Regions from separate parts of the Homo sapiens genome. Here region 1 is linked to region 2. A link is an interaction called in ENCODE POLR2A ChIA-PET data of the cell type or tissue named here. Cell type or tissue: MCF 10A. All regions are shown on one strand. Each heading gives the region's core, and the rest is flanking DNA. Links, peaks and the distances in the headings are about the cores only.

The links. Peaks named below come from ENCODE experiments on the same cell type or tissue, not always from the same donor. Only the 100,000 strongest peaks of a DNase experiment are listed, where the experiment ranks them.
Region 1: POLR2A ChIA-PET joins it to region 2 with 5 read pairs; 2 of 35 experiments call an interaction of 5 or more read pairs at or near these places.

What each region holds. Positions count from the first base shown.
Region 1 is chr7:100,315,297-100,318,194 of GRCh38, reverse strand. SPDYE3 (speedy/RINGO cell cycle regulator family member E3) reads right to left here. Exons shown (of 11, transcript NM_001004351.5): 7 at 2,352-2,410; 8 at 1,040-1,125. Among named protein-coding and RNA genes, the nearest start is that of SPDYE3, 9.0 kb to the right of the region's middle. In MCF 10A, for the core only: no CTCF peak of the experiment used is centred there; no DNase peak of the experiment used is centred there.
Region 2 is chr7:100,125,992-100,128,889 of GRCh38, reverse strand. It overlaps MBLAC1 (metallo-beta-lactamase domain containing 1), which reads right to left and starts at 1,923. Exons shown (of 2, transcript NM_203397.3): 1 at 1,826-1,923; 2 at 395-1,522. The coding sequence starts at 1,494. The coding sequence ends at 694. It also overlaps a transcript of TAF6 not described here. RefSeq lists silencers at 1,014-1,493, 1,584-1,703 and enhancers at 1,904-1,973, 2,684-2,898. In MCF 10A, for the core only: no CTCF peak of the experiment used is centred there; a DNase peak (open chromatin) is centred at 1,699.

The DNA of each region.
Region 1 (2,898 bases), core at 205-2,704, 190 kb before region 2:
AGTGATGCAAGGGGGACCTGGACTGTGACCTCTGTCACGGGAACCCAGAGGAGGTTGGTGGCTTTTGCGGTTGATGTGGGAAGGAGAGAGAGAGAAGAACCGGAAACGTCTGCTTGCTGGGGGAAGTGTCATGTCCGCTCCTCCGCTCCTTTTGTTCTCCCCTTAGGAGCGGTTCATGGTTCCTTTTGTTTTTTGTTCTTTTTTTTTTTTTTTTTTTTTGAGACGGAGTCTCATTCTGTCGCCCAGGCTGGAGTGCAGTGGTGCAATCTCGGCTCACTGCAAGCTCCGCCTCCCAGGTTCACGCCATTCTCCTCCCTCAGCCTCCCGAGTAGCTGGGACTACAGGTGCCCGCCACCACACCTGGCTAATTTTTTGTATTTTTTTTTTTTTTTAAGTGGAGACAGGGTTTCACCATGTTAGCCAGGATGGTTTTGCTCTCCTGACCTTGTGATCTGCCCACCTCGGCCTCCCAAACTGTTGAGATTACAGGCGTGAGCCACCGCACCTGGCCTGTTTTACTCTTTTATTTGTACACTGGCATTGGAGTTTGGTTTTTTTGCCTGTTTTTTTTTTTTTGGCTCTTTTGTTTTTAGAAAAAGTCTCACTCTGTTGCCCAGGCTGGAGTGCAGTGGCTCAACCTTAGCTTACTGCAACCTCCACCTCCTGGGTTCAAGGGGTTCTCATGCCTCAGCCTCCCAAGTAGCTTGGATAACAGGTGCACACCAACATGCCCGACTGATTTTTCTATTTTTAGTAGAGACGGGGTTTGCCATGTTGGCCAGGCTGGTCTCAAACTCCTGACCTCAGGTGATCCGCTTGCCTCGGCCTCCCAAAGTGCTGGGATTACAGGCCTGAGCCACCATGCCCAGCCTGAGTTTCTTTTTAGAGACAACAGTCTAAGATACTATAATCCTGTCTTTTTTGTACACAGAGTAAAGAGGACAAATAGGTGAAAGAATAAATGAAAGGCTGGAATCCCACTTCCCCCGCTGTCCCAGGGCGTTGGATATTGATGGATAGGAGGCAGCAAACCACTCACAGAGCCAGGAAGAAATGAATGCGTTGGTATTGCCAGGAGGGGAGGCCGGCCCGGCTGAAATACGCTATGACCATAGCCAGGAGATACTGATGGAGAGAAAGGAACACAGAGAGGGAGAGGTCACATCTTGGGAGAGGAAGATTGTGGAGATAGTGGAATGGGGGTCTGGGGAGGGGTTGCCCATCAGAGAAGGGACCTCAGCATTGGGGTGACTGTGCTCATGTGGAAATTGCGGGGTGGAGGGGTATTCGAAGGTCGGATGCAAATCCGAGAAGCCGGAGGAAGGGTTTTAGGTGATGCTCCCAGGATGGTGGGCTCCGATGGGATCTTTGGAGGGGGTGTGTCTAGGTCGGCTGGTGTCAGGAGGGTCTTTTGTGTGCCAGGCAGAGAACTGTCCCAAGGAGCTGAGAGTAGAGGGCCCAGGAGCTTCAGGACTGCAGCCAGACGGTGGCCTAGGGCTCAGATCCCAAAGGACCCATGGGAGAGGCAGGGGCCACTCATTCACTCTGCAAGAGACCAGCAGAGTCCTGAGGGAGATGCTGACAAATCATAAAAAGACAAAGAATAGCCGGGAGTGGCGGCTCAAGCCTGTGATCCCAGTACTTTTTGAGAGGTGGAGACAGGAGGATCACATGAGCCCAACAGTTGGAGAACAACCTGGGCAACACAGCGAGACCCTGTTTCTACGAAGATTTCAAAAATTCGTTGAGCATGGTGGCATGTGCCTAGTCCCAGCTCCTCAGGAGGCTAAGGAAAGAGGATTGCTTGAGCCCAGGAATTAGAGTGAGCTATGATCATGCCACTGTACTCCATCCTGGGGAGCAGAGCTGGACTCTGTCTCAGAAAAAAAAATGTGTGGGTGCCAAGACTCAAGACCATGGGAGCTGGTCGGACACAGTGCTGACGTCTGTAATCTCAGCACTTTGGGAGGCCAAGGCGGGTGGATCACCTGAGGTCAGGTGTTCGGGACCAATCTGGCCAACATGGCAAAACCCCGTCTCTACTAAAAACACAAAAATTAGCCAGGCGTGGTGGTTCACGTTTGTAATCCCAGCTGCTTGGAGGCTGAGGCAGGAGAATCGCTTGAACCCAGGAGGCATCAGCTGCAGTGAGTCAAGATCGAGACACTGCCCTCCAGCCTGGGCAACAGAGCAAGACTGTGTCTCACAAAAAAAAACAAAAACAAAAACAAAAAAAACTGTAGGAGCATCTGGTGGGAGGTGGTGGAGGGAGAACTGTGGGTTTGGAAGCTGCGCCCTCCCCCTGGCCGTGCGTTAGAACAGGAACACAGTTACATAGAGAACAACCTTACCTTGTCTGACACCCTCAGATCTTTGTCCCAGGCCAGGAATCTTTTAATGACAGGATCCTCTGTGATTAGAGAGCAGATGTCAGCGTGAGAAGCAGGACAGGGTTTCCATGGGAGCAGCAGGGCAGTGAGGAGAAGTGTGCCTCCCGGGGGAAAGTCTCAGGATTGTGGCCGCGGGTGAGGTGGATGGGAGAGGGGAGAATGACTTTCACTGGGCAAGGGAGAGAGGCTCCTGCTCTGAGACTCCCCTGAGAAGAGGCCGAAGGAGGCCCTGGGTGTGAGAATCTACAGGATGTAGAGCTGGGAATCAGCCGGGACCCCCTCCAGCAGACACGGAGGGACCACTGCAGAGTCATAAAGGAATTCCCATCATTTCCTCATGAGACAGTCACACATCAGGGTGTGACCATGGCCTTGGTATCCCCCACTATGGATGGAGACACTTAGGTTTAGAAAAGTCAGTAAGAAACATTAAGTTTCAGAGGGCACAGCTGAAACCACTTTTTTGATTTTTGATTTTGTTTTTCTTTGTTTGATTTTTATTTTTATT
Region 2 (2,898 bases), core at 313-2,812:
GCAGTCTGCAGTACAAGATTGTGCTATTGCATTGCAGCCTGTGGGGACAGAGTGAAACCGTGTTTCAAAAAAAAAAAAAAATTAGTGGGGCATAGTGGCACTTGCCTGTCATCCCAGCTACTTGGGAGGCTGAGGCAGGTGGATGGCTTAAGCTGGAGGCTGCAGTGAGCTATGACTGCACAACTGCACTCTAGCCTGTGTGACAAAAAAATATGAACAAATACATAAGTCAGGTGACTAAGGGGTCATCTTTATGCCCTGTACCTTCTCTCAGCAACCTCCATCCTATAAGAAAGGGGCAATTGGCCAAAGTATGCCTCTGCTGTAGTTGTAGATTACCATGTTTGCACGATTATCATTGTCAATGCTTCACATTTACACTAGGGCACTATGATTTTCAATGCAGTTTCCATTTTTATTTTGGAGGCCCCTCCCACGAACCTTCTCCCATTTTACTGAGGCCCAGGGAGAATGCACAGGGAGCTGAGCCCCTCCTTTGATCTTAGTTTGGTGGCAGAGACAGGCAGTGATACTGACGATGTGATGGCAGTGTCAGGTGCACTCTGTCTTCACTAGAAAACTGGCCTCCTGGAAGGGCTGGAAGCTCCCACCCTTGACTGCTCTGACTCTGTCTCCAGCAGCTCTTCGCTGTTAGGGCTTCCCTGACAAGAGTGCAGTCCCTCTCGAGGCTGATTAGTGCAGGGCGGGCTCCTCGTCTCCGACCACCGGCTCCTGCTGGCTGTTCCCTCCACCCTCCGTCTCGGGCTGCGAGGCTTCCCTTAACACTCGAAAGGGGGGCCCGTGACCAGGTACGACCACGTCGGCAACGACCAGGACCCTCTTCCGGCTCCGCTCCTGGGCTGCGGGGTCTTCACTCAGTGCCTGCCACGAATCCTCGTCCCCATCTCGCTCAAACACATCTCCCGCCACCACCACGGTGCCCAGAGCCGTGCCGGCCACCACCACGCTCACGTCGCGCTGGCCCCCGTGGCCCGGCGTGGCCCACACCTCGAGCCCCGGGCCCAGGCGCAGGGGCTGCCCCTCACCCAGCCCGTGGGGCAGGTAGCGGCCTCCGGGAAGGCAGAAGTCGTGCGAGACCAGCAGAGCCGCGCCTGGGAACAGCCCCAAGTTCCCGATGTGATCCGAGTGCCCGTGGGTCCCCACCACTAGCGTCACGTCTCCCGGGGCCACGCCCTGCCCCGCCAGCGCCCCCAGCAGCGCCTCCCGAGCCCAGGGGCCCCCGGTGTCCACCAGGATGGGGCCACGGGCCGCCTCCTCCAGGGCGGCCTCTGCGCCGCCACTCCCGCGCGGGGACTCTCGGTGGCTGGAGGCCGGGCCCCGGGTCTGGGGTAGGACCAGGGTCACGGAGCCGTCGGCGCGCACGGCATCGCCCACACCCTCTGGCTCCGCGTAGCCCTGCAGCAGAACCACCACAGAGTAGGGGTCGCCGGGCACCAGCAGAGGGGATGCCCCGCACAGCGGCTCGGTCCGCATGAGGCTGCTCCTGGCAGGGAGGGACGGGCTGGGGAGAAAGGAAATGGAGCAGTGGGCGACCGTCCTGTCCCTCCGCGATCCCCCACCCGCGCTCGGCCCCGCCACTGCCCCTAAGCCTCGGTTCTCTGCCACCCGCCTCCCATTAAGTTGGTATCACCCTCAACCCCTGCCCAAAATGGTATCGCCCAGACTCCCTTCACACTTGGGCCCGCCCCTCCCTCGGCGTCCTCGGCCCCCGCCCCATTCCGTTCGCGGTACGTACGTCCTTGCCCGTCACCCTCCAAAGGCTATCCTTTATGTTTCCCTCCATCGAATCCTAGCCGCGCTCTACCTTGGGCCTCTGCTAGGTCTTGCCTCACTCGAAGAAAGCGCAGAAATCGAAAACGCGGGTGAGAGTTTGTCCTCTGCGGTTCCCGTGTACCCAGATATGGCGGCCGAAGCGGCGCCGCGGAGGTAGCTGTAGTTCCGGCGCCTTCACCGTGTGCCCGAGGAGGCTGCCTGGCTGGGCTCCAGCCTCCTGGCGGTTCTCCGCTCCGCAACCCCAGCAACTTCTTTGCACTGCAGAATTTTGAAGCGCCATTAGCTTTGAGGAGGGTTCATGCTCAGTTGCCCAGGCAGGAGTGCAGTGGCGCGATCATACCTCACTGCAGCCTCAACCTCCTGGGCTCATGTGATCCTCCCGCCTCAGCGTCCCGAGTATCTGGGACCACAGATGCGCACCACCAAGCCCAGCTAAGGTTTCTATTTTTTCTTTCTCTTTTTTTTTGGAGACACGGTCTAGTTCTGTTGCCAGGACTGGTCTGGAACTCCTGGGCTCCAGCGATCCTCCAGTCTTGGTCTCCTGAAGTGCTAGGATTACAGGTGTGAGCCACCGCGCCTGGTCTTTTTTTCTTTTGAGACAGTCTCGCCCTGTCGCCCAGGCTAGAGTGCAGGGGCACCATCATAGCTCGCCCCAGTCTTGAACCCCTGGTTCTAGCGATCCTCCTGCTTCAGCCTCCTGGAGTGCTGGGAATACAGGCGTGCACGCCCCTCTAAATTTTTTTTGGTTTTTTTTGAGACGGAGTCTTGTTCTGTCGCCCAGGCTAGAGTGCAGTGGCGTGATCTCAGCTCACTGCAACCTCCGCCTCCTGGGTTCAAGCGATTCTCCTGTCTCAGCCTCCCGAGTAACTGGGATTACAGGCGCCCACCACCATGCGTGGCTTTTTTTTTTGAGACGGAGTCTCGCTCTATCACCCAGGCTGGAGTGCAGTGGCACGATCTTGGCTCACTGCCAGCTCCGCCTCCCGGGTTCCCGCCATTCTTCTGCCTCAGCCTCCCGAGTAGCTGGGACTGCAGGCGCCTGCCACCACACCCGGCTAATTTTTTGTATTTTTAGTAGAGACGGGCTTTCACCGTATTAGCCAG